Linked DNA regions of Homo sapiens: region 2 is linked to region 1. The links are chromatin contacts, found by Hi-C or POLR2A ChIA-PET in ENCODE. All regions are on one chromosome and are shown on one strand. The core of a region is the stretch at or near the end of the contact, and the rest is flanking DNA. Distances in the headings are between cores, read along the strand shown.

Evidence for each region. A loop is a pair of places that touch in the nucleus more often than their neighbours do. ChIA-PET counts read pairs that join two places held with the same protein, here RNA polymerase II (POLR2A). Pooled maps may share reads with other maps.
Region 2: a pooled map shows a loop between it and region 1 (2.2-fold over the local background). The contact joins the enhancer-like site here to the promoter of XYLT2 in region 1. A Hi-C loop is called at or near these places in 1 of 50 pooled maps. POLR2A ChIA-PET finds 5 or more read pairs at or near these places in 4 of 52 experiments (H1, HEK293T, HepG2 and 1 more).

What each region holds. Positions count from the first base shown.
Region 1 is chr17:50,343,002-50,350,655 of GRCh38, forward strand. It overlaps XYLT2 (xylosyltransferase 2), which reads left to right and starts at 3,125. Exons shown (of 11, transcript NM_022167.4): 1 at 3,125-3,274. The coding sequence starts at 3,140. RefSeq lists silencers at 2,912-3,111, 3,172-3,271, 3,342-3,431, 4,247-4,541.
Region 2 is chr17:50,116,066-50,123,719 of GRCh38, forward strand. It overlaps SAMD14 (sterile alpha motif domain containing 14), which reads right to left. Exons shown (of 10, transcript NM_001257359.2): 3 at 2,096-2,262; 4 at 1,342-1,630; 5 at 1-25. Among named protein-coding and RNA genes, the nearest start is that of SAMD14, 10 kb to the right of the region's middle. RefSeq lists an enhancer at 1-337 and a silencer at 1,180-1,469. Within about 2 kb of position 1,251, at least 2 of the 41 ENCODE cell types and tissues checked have a DNase peak (open chromatin) inside an H3K27ac peak, as active enhancers do.

The DNA of each region.
Region 1 (7,654 bases), core at 1,875-4,374:
GAGGGAAAGCCAGGATCAGGGCCAGCAGACAGCCTAGTAAAGTGTCAATCAGAAGGAACTGGATGGATAAGCAGAAAGCAGATAAAGGCCACGGGACAGAGCCCGAGGAGATGCTTGGAGGCACAGCCTGGAGGTTTTCCTGCAGGGACCTCCATGCCTGCTGGTGTTGGACCAAATTCGGACTCTAGCTGCTGCAAATGCATTTGAAAACATTCAGCATACATGCCTCATAAAGTAGCCCTAAAAATGAAGACTATAAGGATCATTTCTTCACATAAGAAAGAATATATCATGCAGGCAGCCCAATTATGACTAAAGACTGCTTTCCTATTCTGCTTTTCTGAAAACCATTTTGTATTTTCAAGACTTTTTACAATAAAAGAAAAAAGCACAATGGAACCTATTAGAGAACCCGAAGAGGAGACAGAGGGAAACAATGATTCTTGCAATTTATATGGTGAAATCTAAGCCAGTCTATGCATGCTATACCTCAATAATCTGGGATTTTATTTTTAATTATTTTTTAGAGACAACTTGCCATGTTGCCCAGGCTGGTCTCAAATTCCTGGGCTCAAGCGATCCTCCTATCTCAGCCTCCTGAGTAGCTGGGAATTACAGGCACCACAATAACCAGATAACGAATTTGTTTAAAAAAAAAAAAAAAAAACAACAGTGGGCTGGGCTCGGCGGCTCATGCTTGTAATCCCAGCACTTTGGGAGGCCGAGACAGGTGGATCACAAGGTCAGGAGTTTGAGAATAGCCTGGCCAACATGGTGAAACCCCGTCTCTACTAAAAATACAAAAATAAGCCGGGCATGGTGGCGCGCACCTATAACCCCAGCTACTCGGGAGACCAAGGCAGGAGAATTTCTTGAATCCGGGAGGCAGAGGTTGCAGTGAGCCGGGATTGTACCACTGCACTCCACCCTGGGTGGCAGAACGAGACTCAAAAAAAAAAAAAAAAAAAAAAAAAAAAAAAAAAAGCCAGGCGCGGTGGCCACGCCTGTAATCCCAACACTTTGGGAGGCTGAGGTGGGCAGATCATGAGGTCAGGAGATTGAGACCATCCTGGCTAACACGGTGAAACCCCGTCTCTCCTAAGAATACAAAAAAAAAAAAAATTAGCCAGTCGTGGTGGTGGGCGCCTGTAGTCCCAGCTACTACTTGGGAGGCTGAGGCAGGAGAATGGCGTGAACCTGGGAGGCAGAGCATGCAGTGAGCCGAGATCGCGCCACTGCACTCCAGCCTGGGCAACAGAGCAGACTCCGTCTCAAAAAAAAAAAAAAAAAAAAGAGAGAAATGGGGGAAAGGAAAGGAAAGGATAGCCACTAAAATGTTAATGATGATCATCTTAAGGGGTGGGATTGTAGGTGACTTTTACTTTTTTTCTTATTCGTTTAGTGTTTAAATGTTATATAATGGATATTTATTACTTATATAATCAGTGAAAAATAAAGCTATTTTCATTGTTGTGGGGGGAATTCTTGGCAGGTAGAAGTCCCTAGAGGATCTGATTTAATGAGCACACAAGATCAATATTTAATTAACATATCAATTGCCGGGATGTCAACTGATGTTTTCCAAAATCATTGAAGTGTAGGCTCTCTTAAGTAGCCAAACTGTCGTCGGAAACATAGTTTACAATTCTCCCATTTAACAAACGCGGAGGAACAGAATGATTACAAATGCTAAAGCGCAGAAGACGATTAAAGGAGGTTATTTATGTACCATCAAATGCTTGTGTATCCTGTACACATCAGTTTAGAATTCTCTCATCAACCCAACCTTGTGGCAACTTCCAAACCCCTCCATCATGGCCTTCTAACTTTTCAAACTTTTTTTTTTGTAAGCCACTTCTCTTTCCAGACCTCTCTGTAGTGGTTCCTAACGTCTTCCCTTTAAACCTTCTAACTTGTGTTTGCTATTTTTATGACTTCCTCCTCCCAGTGCCTGGCTTCCCCAGCTGGGGATTCACCTTGCTTTGGTGGCCACTGTTTTGCTCTTCTCGCCTTCCCTCTCTCCATGGGCCTGCCAGGCTTAGGGAAGGCCGCAGGTGCTTAGACCTTGTCCAATGCGGTGCTCATTGAACACGCCGGGTTCTCAAACAAATGTTAGGGACAGCTGGTTAGACGGGAATCTGGGCCTCCCCTGCTTGCTTTCCGCAACATTTCTTGAGCATTGCTGGGTGTCCAAGGCAGGGCGAGATCCCAGAGCAGTCACGACCGGATGTATGATTGGTGCTCACTGCACAGTGCTGGGGACGCACAGGGAGGATGCCACTGATGGTGTAGGGGGTGGGGACTTGGCAGAGGGAGCAGCATGTGTCGAGGTCTACTGGTTCTCCAAGTTTGGTCCCAGAGCAAAGGCATCAGCATCACCTGGGAACCTGCTGAAAATTCTAATGCTTAGGCCTCACTACCGACCTACCAAAGCAGACACTCTGGGGGAGGGAGGAGGGGCACTAAAAATCTGTTTTATCAAGACCTCCAAGAGACTCCAACACACGCTAGAGTAGTTTGAGAACCACGACTCTGGGAGCGGCCTGAGGATGCTTAGGATGAGCGCAGAGCGGAAAGGAGGATTCGTGAAGGCTCTCTGATGCCAGTCAAGGGGTTAGACTTTGCCCCGCAGGTGCGGCCTCCAGGTTTTTAAGCAGACGCCTGTGGCTCTCACACGCCCTCTCCCAAGGCGGCGTCTCTGGGAGCCCTGGCGTTCCCTGGGCCCCCGGGACCGAGAGCTTACCCGCGTGGGACTGAACTCGCCCACGACCCCCGACACCAGGCAAGAGAGGTTGTGCCGCAGACCCTCCACTCCCCAGCACCAGGCGCTCGCCGTCCAGGTGGAGGGGAGCACACGTGGGAGCCAGGGGCACCGGCGGAGACACGAGCGCAGAAGGCACGCGCTCAAGCCCACGCCCGCGACTGCCGGGACTGAAGGTGTTGCGAGCCCCGGCTCCACCCCTAGCCTGCGGTGCGCCGTGCTTTGGCCCCGCAGGCCCCGCCCCCGGCCCCGCCCCGGCGCGCGCCCGGCCCGCCTCCCTAGGCGTGGAGGAGGGGGGGCGGCTCAGCCCCGCGCCCGTGCGCGCGCTCGCGGCCGGGTTGCAGGGCTGGGCGCGCGCCCCGCGTCCCGGGCAGGAAGATGGTGGCGAGCGCGCGAGTGCAGAAGCTGGTGCGGCGCTACAAGCTGGCGATTGCCACGGCGCTGGCCATCCTGCTGCTGCAGGGCCTGGTAGTGTGGAGCTTCAGCGGCCTGGAGGAGGACGAGGCGGGCGAGGTGCTCCGACGGCCGGGCGGGCGGGCAGGCCGGGCGCGGGGGCGCGCGGGGTCCTGGCGGGGCTGCGGGCGGCCCCAGCCGGGGAAGTGGGGCACGGGCCGCGTGCGTGCGTGCGGGGCGCCGGCGGTCGCCCAGAGCGGAGCATCCGGCCCCCGGCACTCCCTTCCCCAGCAGGCCTAGGGAGCTGCGCGCGGGGGCAGTGCGTGACCTGGAGACCCGGGCCCTGGTGGATTGGGAGTCGGGCGGGGGGAGCAGGTCATGCTAGGGTGGTCTCCGGCCAAGGGAGCGATGAAGGTCAGGCGCGGCGAGCGGGGCTGGGAGGCGGGGCTGGGCCCGAACCTGCTCGGAGGTGGGGAGCCCCAGGCCAAACTTTCTGAAGTTGGGAGGGGGCGGGGATATGCGCGCCGTGGGCGGAGGAGTAGGGCCAAGGGACTCAGGGCGTCCTTCCCCAGCTGAGCCCGAGGGGCAGCGGCCGGTGAGGAAGGGGAGCTCGGGGGTGGAATTCAGGCCTGGGACAAAGTGTGTACCCGGGAACTGAAGGAACAGGGAGTGACGCCGAAGGAGAGAACTGGAGTATTCCCGAGGTGTGGCTTCCTCAGCCGGGGGTTTGAAGAACCTGGATGGGTCTCCGGAGGGCAGGGAGAGGAGGAACTGAGCTGGTGAGTTGGCCTCAGGACCTTAGGGAATTAGGGAGGGGCCCTCTGGCTTTAAGGGAATGGGGACTGTAACAGAGCCCCAGCCGCAGAGCAGGGGCAACCAACAGCCGTCTCAGCCCCCAAGTCCCTGCCTCGAGGGTCTTTCTCCCTCTTCCCCGATGTGGTTTCAGCGGGAGGCTCAGACACCTCAGCGGTGTGGTGAGGAAGGGTCCATTGGGTCTGGGTTCGTGCTGCGGAGATGGAGAGGACAGGCCACACCACAGCCCTAAGCTGTGGCCCAGAGGTCAGGACCTCCCTGCCCCCAGCGCCCCTGTTCTGCTGCCTCCAGGGCTCCGGGTCAGAGACTCTATCTGCTGCTGTCCTCCGGCAAGCCCCGATACCCGCGACCCCTTACCGCATCTCGCCAGTCTGGAAGGCCTGGTGTGGAGACAGAAGAGCTGCCCTTGCCTTTTTTTGGGAGAACCCAGAGGGTGGGATGGTGATGGGGGCTGGAACAGAGTCACATGAGACCATAACTCCAAAAGGAGGTGGGGGCGGGGGTGGGGCTGGCTCCGTGACATCCGTGGGGTGTAGACCTACAAGTAGGACAAGCAAGTAGGAGAGTGTTTCAGGCCCAGTGTAAGAAGACTGTTTGGGCAGATGGGACATTCCAAGATGGAATGGGCTGCCAAAGCAGTTAGGGAGCCCTCTGACCCTGGAATATGTGACCACTCTGGGCTACCGCCCCCATCCCCCACCACCTCCTCCTCCAGCTTCCTGGCTGAATGAATAGGGGAATCCTGGGCTGGAATGTTTGAAAAAGCTTGTGCGGTCCAGGCACCCATTGCTGCTTGGACCCCCTCAGCTGCTCCCTCACCTGACTCTGGGGTTGCCAGGCAGCATAACGGGGTGCATGGGAAGGTGAGTGCTGAAGCTGGACCACCCACTTCACCACTCTCTTCCAGCTCTGACCCTGAGAAGACCACCAGCAAATCACTTTGCCTCCTCCCTTATCCTTATCAGTATCCCTCCTCAAGATGGGGATAATAATGGCACCTCCCGTGTTAGGTGATTATAAAGATTAAGTGAAAATGATGCCTGTGAAGCACTTGCAGGAGTTCCTGGCACATGCTCAGCTGTCAGTAAATAAATAACTCTTATTATCCCAGCACTGTGCATTGGGAATACGATTCATTCATTCATTCATTCATTCCACAAATAGGTGTGAAGTCCTACTTTGTACTAGACACTGTGCTAATACTGGGGATACAAAAATAAAATAGATGAGGTCTCTGCCCTCATGGACAGGTAATCTACAGAGAGAAACAGACAGCGAAAAGGAATTTAATAGAATTACAAAGGGGTTGGCTTAGATCAGGGGGTCAGGAAAGGCTTCTCACAGGAAGAGGTGGGCAGGAGAGTTCAGGCAGAAGGCCTGAGGAGAATGGGCTTAGCTGGGCACCCTTGAGGAATGGACAGGAGGGTGTGGTGCTTTCCCTGAAAGAAGGTTCCATTCTGTGCGGCTGAAAGGACCAGAGCAAGGGGCAAGGGTTTTATTCTAAGTGCAGTGGGAGAGCACTGAAGGGGTTTAAGCAGCACAGGATTCAGTGTGCATTTAAGACGTGCACTCTGCCCATCTATGGAGAGGCTGAGAGTGGATCCCAGGGATGGTCACGAACCTCCAGAGAGCCACTTTATAGTTTCCAAAGCTTCCACAAACACCATCTCACCACTTGTTTTAAATGCAGCCCGAGAAGTCAAAGGAGGTGGGGTATGGGGGGAGCATTTCTGTGTTCACCCTTTCTGTGACTCAGAGAAGGATTCTAAGGTGGAGCTACAGAGCCAGGAAGTGGCAGAGGATTTTAATCGCCTCCTTGGAGGAGAGGAAGGAGCCTCTGAGGCCAGAATGTATCCCAGCCAGAAGTCAGAGGACCATTCCCTACCCTCAGTCATCAGAAGGGCTCCTGACCTCAGGGGCTGCTGGGGGCAGCCTGTGAGGGGCACAAGGCTGGGGCTGTGATGACGATGCTCCTTGGACATGCCTGGAAGGGATGGAGGTGGGGGCTGACTGCCCACCAGGGCCTCTGCTCCCTCACTGCTGCCTCCTCATCCCCCAGCCTCCTCTGGGATTGTCCTTCTCAGGGTCAGCCAGCTCCCACTGCAGTGCAGGGACCAACATGCCCATCTCCTCCCACATCCTGGCCCCCACCACAGCCAACCTGGCCCCGTGCCTCATGCCCTGCCCTCCTGACCAGCTTCCTAACTCACTGATACTGGCTTCCACTCGGAGAGCCTACAGCTCTCTGCCATCTACCCACCTAAGCTTGGGAATGTCTTTCTCTGCTTGTGCTCTGTAGCCAGCTCACATGTCACCAGGCTGATGCACACTCAGCTCAGTGGGGCTGCATTTACCTTTCCTAGGGATTCCCCAGCCTGTGGTGCCCTCCCCAGTGTGGGTAGAGAATAGGGTCTGCTGCCTCCTCTTGCAGGTATCTCTTCTCGGATGGGAATGGGCGCCCCCAGCTCCCACTGGCCACCTTTAAGAGATCAGAGGGCAACCGGGCACTGTGGCTCATGCCTGTAATCTCAGCACTTTGGGAGGCCAAGGTGGGAGAAGCGCTTGAGTCCAGGAGTTCGAGACCAGCTTGGATAACATAGCAAGACTATCTCTATTAAAATAAATAAAATAAAAAGATCAGAAGGCTGGCTGGGTGCTAGGCACAGAGGGCATGGATGTAGGCATGGGGCTCTGGCCTGAAGGTAGCTGTCAGCCTGACAGCATGAGGTTCCTGATGTGCCCATACTGGTAGTGGGTAGGGTGTGGGTAGGGTAGTGGGTAGGTTGGGGGAAGTCCTGGGGAGGTGAGGAGCACAGAGAACCCAACCCAGCCGAGTCCAAGATGTCCAGGATCTTGGGTCTCTCTTGACTTCACGTTTGACTAATTTCCTCCTCCCATCTGAGTAATCATAATGATAAAGATAGCAGCATTGGGCCAGGTATGGTGGCTCACGCCTGTAATCCCAGCACTTTGGGAGGCTGAGGCGGGCAGATCACTTGAGGTCAGGAATTTGAGACCAGCCTGGCCAATATGGTAAAGCCCAGTCTTTACTAAAAATACAAAAAGTTGCCAGGCATGGTGGCACATACCTGTAATCCCAGCTACTTGGGAGGCTGAGGCACGAGAATCGCTTGAACCTGGGAGGCAAAGGTTGCAGTGAGCTGAGATCACGCTACTGCACTCCAGCCTGGGCGACAGAGTGAGACTGCGTCTCAAAAAAAAAAAAAAAAAAAAAAAAAGTACCAGTACTTACTGAATGCTGTGCCTATGCCAAAAGCTTTGCATTCATTCATTCATTCATTCAAAAAATACTAAGGCCAGGCACAGTGGCTTAGGCCTGTAATCCCAGCACTTTGGGAGGCCAAGGTTTGTGGATCACTTGAGGTCAGGAGTTCGAGACCAGCCTGGCCAACATGGTGAAACTCTGTCTCTACTAAAAATACAAAAAATTAGCCAGGCATGGTGGTGCGAACCTGTAATCCCGGCTACGTGGGAGGCTGAGGCACAAGAATCGCTTGAACCCAAGAGGCAGAGGTTGGAGTGAGCCGAGATTGCACCACTGCACTCCAGCCTGGGCAATAGAGTGAGACTGCCTCAGAAAAACAAACACTTACTGAGTGTGTACTACAGCCAGACACTCTCCTAGGTGCTACGACTATGTCAGTGAACAAAACAGGAAAAAAGCCC
Region 2 (7,654 bases), core at 1-2,500, 230 kb before region 1:
GGAGGACTGGCGTCACGGCTGTCATCTTTCCAGGGAGAGAAGGAAGGAAACTGCCTGTTTGCTGCCCTGCCTGCCTCCTTCGGCTGCCAGTGTGGGGTGGTAGAAATTCTCTTGACTTAGAATCAGGCATCCTGGCTCTGGTGGCCTTCACTAGCTGGGTGTCCTAGGATAAGCCACTTTACCTCTCTGGCCTTCCTCCATTTTAAATATGGGGATAATAACATCTACCTGCTTCATGGGACCTAATGGGATGCTTATGACAGCCTTTTACAAACTATAAAACGTTCCAAAAAGGTAGGAATCACTACCATTTACTCAATTTTATCCTGGCCAACTTTTTTTTTTTTTTTTTTTTTTGAGACAGAGTTTTGCTCTTGTTGCCCAGGCTGGAGTGCAATGGCGTGATCTTGGCTCACTGCAACTTCCACCTCCCGGGTTCAAGCAATTCTCCTGCCTCAGCCTCCTGAGTAGCTGGGATTACAGGCGCCCGCCACCACACCCGGCTAATTTTTTGTGTTTTTAGTTCAGACAGGGTTTCATCATGTTGTCCAGGCTGGTCTCGAACTCCTGACCTCAGGTGATCCACCCGCCTCGGCCTCCCAAAGTGCTGGGATTACAAGCGTGAGCCACTGCACTCGGCCTATCCTGGCCAACATCTAACCAACCTTCCAAACTTGGCTCAAATGTCATTTCCAGGATGTTCCTAGCCAGGCCAAGCATCCTGGTGTATGCTCTCCCGCCATGCTGCCGCACACATTTCCCAAATAGCACTTGTTATAGTTTATAACTAGACATTTAGTTAAGGGATGATTTGATTGGGTTTTTGTTTTGTTTTGTTTTTGAGGCAAGGAGTGATCATAGCTCACTGCAGCTCAAAACTCCCGGGTTCAAGCTATCCTCCCGCCTCAGCCTTCCAAGTAGCTGGTTCTACAGGTGCATACCACGCGGGGCTAATTTTTTAATTTTTTCTGGAGACGGTCTCGCTATGTTGCCCAGGCTGGTCTCGAACTCCTGGGCTCAAGCGATCCTCCATCTCGGCCTCCCAAGGTGTTGGGATTACAGGCGTGAGCCGCCAGCCAGGCCTGATTTGATTGTTTCTCCACTAAACCACTATGATGATAAAGACTGCATGTGTTTGCTCACCTGGGTGTCCCAGAGCCCACAGGATCTGGCACTTAGTAGGCGCTCGGTAAAGAATGAGTGAGCGGCGGCGTTTACTCTTCACCTCCCCCAGCCACCCTGCTCAGCTGCCCCTTCCGCGGCTGCGGTGCGCGCCGGGACCGGGAGGGCTGCTGCGCCCGGGAGCGACCAGCAGGAGGTGCGGCGCTGGCCGCCTCTCACCTTCGCTGTGCGGCTCTGCGCGCGGGTGGCGGCGCACGAAGCTGGGGGAGCTGTCGGAGGAGGGCGCGGAGCGCGGCGGAGAGCAGGAGGCGGCGGCCAGGCCCTCGTGCGACGCAGCGTTGTGCAGGGGCCGGTAGCGTGTGAGCGGCGAGGGCGGCGGCTCGTCCTCGTCCAGGCTGCGCCGCAACCCCGGAGGATCCAGGCAGAAAGAGCCCCCGGCCGGGGACCCCGGGCCTGAGTGCAAAGGCGAGCGCAGCCGGTGCAGGGGGCTCCCGCAGCCATCGGTCACCTGGACGAGGGGGCAGCCGCTCACCGAGAACCCTCCTCCTCCCTTCCCGGAGGAGCTGGGAGACTTTCACCCTGTAAACTGCGGGCCCTGAGGGTCCTTCCGGGGCCTAGAGGGAGGGTTTCCTCATGCCTTAGGCAGCGGGGTGGCTGGAGAGTGAGAGGTGGGAAACAGGAACTTTGAGTCACACAGGCTGGGGCTGAATTCCCCCTCCTTCACTTACTGTGACTTTGCTCCTGGACCTCTCAGGGCCTCAGTTTCCTCAGCTGTAAAATGGGGCTAATAATATCTTCTTTACACAGGATTAAATGAGCCAGAAGTGAACTGCAGCTAACACTTGGCAGCATTACTAGGTCAGGAGTCTGGGGATGTGGTTTCCCTGGAAGAGCACTCTGGAGAGATTATCCAGGGGTGGGAGGAGAGGGAGGGGTGGGAGGGTGTATATGTGTTTTCCTAACTTGCCCCAACCTTGCCTCCGGGCCCATCCGAGCCTTCACCATCCTCCGCGGAGCTGGCACTGTCCCGAAGCCTGGAGCGGGATGGCCGGTGTCTCCGGCCCTTGGCCAACAGTTGGGCCCGGGCCTTGTGTAAACTGCTGTCCAGTCTGGCCGTCTCTGGCACAGCCAAGTCCAGGTCTGCGAACCGGGGGAGGGGAGCAGAGACCAGACACATGAGAGGTGACGGCAAGCCCAGAGGCCCACCTCAGGGGCCACCTGCACCCACACCCCAGGCATTCAACCCGTGTTCTTGAGTGCTGGGAGCACAGACAGATGAAAAACAGGGTGTCTCCCCGTCTCAGGTGGGAGTGGGCGGGTGTGCAGGGGAAGCAGAAATGCCGGCGCTAAAATACAGCGCCGTGTGATGAACCCTCCTGTAGACACGGAGGAACGGCAGCCCTGTTTGGATGCATCAGAGGAGGAAACACCAAAGCTGGGTTTTAACGTCTGGGTAGGAGTCTGTAAGAGATGAGGTGGGCAAAACAGGTATATGCAATGCTAGGAAGTAGGGAAACAAGGGTGGTACCTCCAGGGACAGTTGGAGGGTAGCTTTGTGGAGAGAAGGGTTGAGGGATGAGGCTGGAGAGATGATGGAAATAATGGCCACCATTTAAGAAACACTTACTACACACCAGACAGTGTACATACATCATCTCTCACTCAAAACAACCCGGTGGGGTTAGGACAGTTACTATGCATACTTTACAGCTGAGCAAACTAAAACTCAGAGAGGTTAAGTCACTTGACTAAAGCCACCAGCTAGCAATGGTCCAGGATTTGAGCCTGGCTAGGCTGGCTCTAGAGACTGGCCCTACTGGGGACACTGGCTTGCTGTGCCACGCGCAGGGTCTCACTCAGAGATAGCACTGCTGAGCATCTAGAGGGCTTGCAGTTGGAGTGGAGCAAAGGGACACCCCCAGAATCCACTGGCAGTGGCAGGAAGGAAAGCCCCATAGTCCCCGAAACCTCTCTTCTGTCCTGGGTCTGTGGCCCTGTGCTAGATCTTGCATGAGGACATGGAGGAAGAGTGGGCAGACCCAGTGGGTCCAGCGTTAAAGTCCTTATTGCTCATAGCTCCACTTGTCACGTGCTGCACCTCGGAATGAAGCCCTCATGCTGTACCAGTGCTGAGCTTGGCACTGGGGTCTCCAAACAGAAAGAGTCTTCCCAGGCTTCAAGATGGGTCAAGACTTTTCCTCCCCACTCCACCCAGCATGATCTCAGGGGCCCTATTCTGTCACTCATGCCCACCCTGCCTTGTCTGCTCCTGTTTCGTTCTGTAGACAACCCCTAAGCCACCCCAGTTGCTCTCCTGGCTTAACTACCACCTATTTCTATTTCCAGCCTTGACACCCTCCCCTGAATTCTGAGTGTGGGCACTCAGGCACCTGCCAAGGAAGTTACCACGTCAAAGACCCCAAGGTGTCTCAAGCTCAACTCATCAAAATGAACCGATCATGTAACCTCAAACCAGCTTCTACTCTCTTCCTTGACTCAGTGAAAAGCCCCCTTGTCCACCCAAGTCGCCCGAGTCAGACAGCCCTAAGCTACCCTTCTTCTCTCTCAGCCCCAGACCCAGTTGGTAATTCATGTCCAACTGTCTAGTTGACACCTCCACTTTGATGTCCACCAGGGGTCTTCAGCCTACAGGTGCTGCAATCTCCTGATCTCTCCCACCCCAGAGCTGCTCCTCCCAGTCTTGGTGAACAGTAGCTCCATTCTTCTAGTTGCTCAGCTGAACCCCTGGAGTCATTCTTCACTGCTTTCCCTACCATCCTACAAACGGATTCATCCACAATTCCTGTTAGCTCTACTTTCAAAAAATAGCTAGACATACTGAAATATTTACGGTGAAGGGATATGATGTTTTGGACTAGGTTCCACATAATCCAGGGCAATAGGGGGAGGGCGTGGATGGGATAGATATGAAACTAGACTGGCTATGACTAGGTCATTGTTGAGGCTGGGTAATGAGTTCTTGAGTGCATGATAGACTACACTTTGCTGTAATCTCTAATTTTGAATCTGTTTGAGATTTTCCTTAATAAATTATTGTTTGTGTATGCGAATGTATACACATACTCCTATACATGCGTACATATGGAGAGAAAGGGAGGAGAGCAGAGGAAGGGAGAGGAGAGGAGAGGAAAGAAAAAGAGGGGAGAGGATGGGAGGAAAGGGAGGGAAGTGAGAGGGAGAATTCACAGTCTCTTAGACCAGAAGGTCTAAACTGCCATCATCTTTTAGCCTGGATTATTACAAACAGCCTCCTAGCTGGTCTTCCTTCCGTCTCCCTTTCCCATCTAGTCTATTTTCAACACAGCAGCCAGAGTGATCCTGATCAAACGTGTCAGTTTATATCACTCCCCTGTTCAGAACCCTCCAGTGACTTCCATCTTATGCAGATTAAGAGTCAAAGTTCTCCCAGTGGCCTTCCAGAGTCAGCCTATGCTCCCTTGCCTGTCTGAGCACTACTCCTGTCCCTCCACTCCAACCATCCTGGCCGCCTGGCTCATCCTCACACAAGCCAGCCTGCATTGCAGGGCCTTTGCACCTCCTCTGCCCTTTTTCTGCAAGGCTCTTTCCACAGATTTCTGCGTGGTTCTCTCCCTCACTTCCTTCAAGTCTTCGCTTAAATGCTTTCTCTCACTGAGGCCTTCCCTGACCACCCAATTTATAATAGCCCCCCCACTCCAAAACTCCACTCCTGTTTTTTTCCTATATCATTTCTCATTCTCTGGCATGCTATATATTTTGCTTATATCATTTATGGTCTTTCTCCACCCATTAGAATGTCAGCTCCATGAGGACAGGTTTCTGCTTTGTTCACTGCTCTACCACAGGCAGAGAACAGTGCCTGGCACACAGTAGGTGCTTAGCACACCCTTTTAATGAAAGAAAAATGTTCTGTTGATTGGCCTCCTCACACCCATGGAACCTGGGCTCTCCTCTCCTCTGGACCGAACTGCCTTAGCTCAGGCCTTCACCTGAGTGGAGGGGAGCTGCCCCCACCTCCCACCCCCTGCCACCCCAAAACATGCAACTATCCCTCCTTCGCTCCCTGCCTCCTGTCTGGCTCCTCCTCGTACCTTCCATGTGACTAGAAGAAACTTTCTGAAGCACCTTTCTTTTTTTTTTTTCTTGTGGAGACAGAATCTTGCTCTGCCACCCAGGCTAGAGTGCAGTGGCATGATCTTAGCTCACTGCAACCTCCACCTCCCAGGCTCAATCGATTCTCCTGGCTCAGCCTCCCAAGTAGCTGGGACTACAGGTGTGTGCCACCACACCTGGCTAACTTTTGTATTTTTAGTAGAGATGGGGTTTCGCCATGTTGGTCAGGCTGGTCTTGAACTCCTGGCCTCAAGTGATCTGCCCGCCTTGGCCTCCCAGAGTGCTGGGATTACTGGTGTGGGCCATCGCGCCCGGCCTGAAGCACATTTCTGACCATGTCCCATACTCTCCTGCTTTTGAAACTCTCGCAGAAGGGGTCCCAAAGCTAACAATATAAAGTCCATGCTATTCAGCTCTCTATTCAAGGCCTGAGGGGCCCAGCCCACCCTTTCTGTGTTCCCAACAGATTCCTCCTCTTACATGACTATGGCTAAGAGCACTGGCCCTGGCCCAGATGGCCAGGCTGAAGCCAGTTCTATCATTTGCCGGCTGGGTGACTCTGGGCAAGTTACTTCCTTTTAGGTGTCAGCTTTCTCATGTGTAAAATGGGATTATACTAGCACTATCTTCCTTATAGGGTGGTTGTGAGCATCAAATAAAATAATCCATATACAGTACTTTGCCATAATGCTATGACTTAGTACGAGCTCAACAGGCGCTCGCTGGTGATGGCGTCTGTGGGATCAACTGAATTGCTTATACTGATACCTATATGTGTACCTGCCTCTACCTCACTTCCCACCTCCATCCCTATGCTCCATCTCTCTCCAGCCCTTCTTTGTCCGGCTGATCAATTCTGACACAGCACCGTCTGACAGCCGCACCACACTACCATATGGTCACGATACGGTCGGGATATGGTCGCCAATGACTGTCTCCTCATGCTGGCCTGCAACCTGCAGAGGGTGAAACCCTTCCCTGTCCACTGTGTATCATGAGAGCCTGGTGTGGCACCTGACAAGGAGCAGGTGTTCAGGAAGTGTTGAAGCAAAGTCACACTTCCATGGACTAGTGCATGCTTTGGCGGAGATGGACTCCAGACACACACGGGTGCTGATGAAGGTCACCTCCATGCCCATGCCCACATCCCATCACGTCCACATTTCAATCCTCTGCCCAGCACTCCCCACCGTCTAGTATGTTCCTTGTTTATTTGTGTGTGCTTTGATCATCTGTCCCCCTACTTGCCCCTGCACGAAAATTTGAGCTCCATGAGGACAGTGATTTTGTCTGGCTTGTTCTTTGCTGTCTCCCCAGAGCCAAGGACAGAGCCTGATGCATATTAGGAGCTCTATAAATATTTGTCGAATGGATGAAAAGACGGGGAGACTGGGAGGCTACTTCTTTAAATATGGCAGCCAGGCTGAGGTCTGGGTAACCATAAAGAGCCGAGGTTGCAGAAGGAACAAAAAGAGCATTCTAAGGAGAGAGAATGGTGCAGCCTTGGGCTTGGAGCATCTGGGGAGCAGCGAGGGGGCCAGCACAGCCTGCGAGGGGAAGGAAGGGTCTGGTTGAAATGGGAGGGTGGACACCGAGAGGAGATTGCAGTTGTCCAGGGGGCAACCTGCTGGTGTTTCCAGCCCCTGGGGCTGAGCTGGGGGAGGGAGCCCTCTGTTCCCAGCCCCCTGACACAGAATCTCCAGGCACTGCCTGGAAGCAGCAGCAAGGATTGAAGGCTGAACCACAGAAAAATAAGAGCTAATCCTTATTGAGCTCTTACTGTGCTAGGCACTGTTCTAAGTGCTTTACAATTACTATCTCATTTGAGCCTCCCCACAGCCCTACAAAGAAGGGACTCCAGGAATCCCCAGGGCAGCCTTAATTTGCCCGAGGGCATAAAGCTGGTGAGGAGCCGGTCAGGGTTACAGACAGACGGTCTAGCTCTGTTGGTAAGCATTAAGCATGCTACACCCTCTCTGAAGCAGAGATGGGAAGGAATTTTGAGTCCAACCTCTCATTGTATGGATGGGAAAACTGAGGCTCAAGGAGGACAGGAGGACACCTTTGGCCAAGGGGACAGAGGGAGTTAAGGAGAGTGGCTCCCAGGCCAGGGATCTGGCATCCTCTACCCTTCTGGCACCTAGCTGGTGCCCAGCCAACTCAAAACAGGGAGAGGGGTCCCTTGCTCCTGACTCTGGGCCATATCAGCACCATGGCCATCTTACCTTGGAGGGGCTGGGGAGCAAGGGGACTCCTAAGGGGCTTGGTGGTTTTGAGGCAAGGTGGGCCAGCCTGTCCTGGGTCCTCTGCTCTATGAGGCTCTCCCTCCAGCTTCTATCTCTTCCCTCTTCTCTGTTCCTGCCCTCCTTCCCTATCCTCCTCCCCCTCTTCCTGCTCCTCCCAGCCCTGGGCAGTGGGA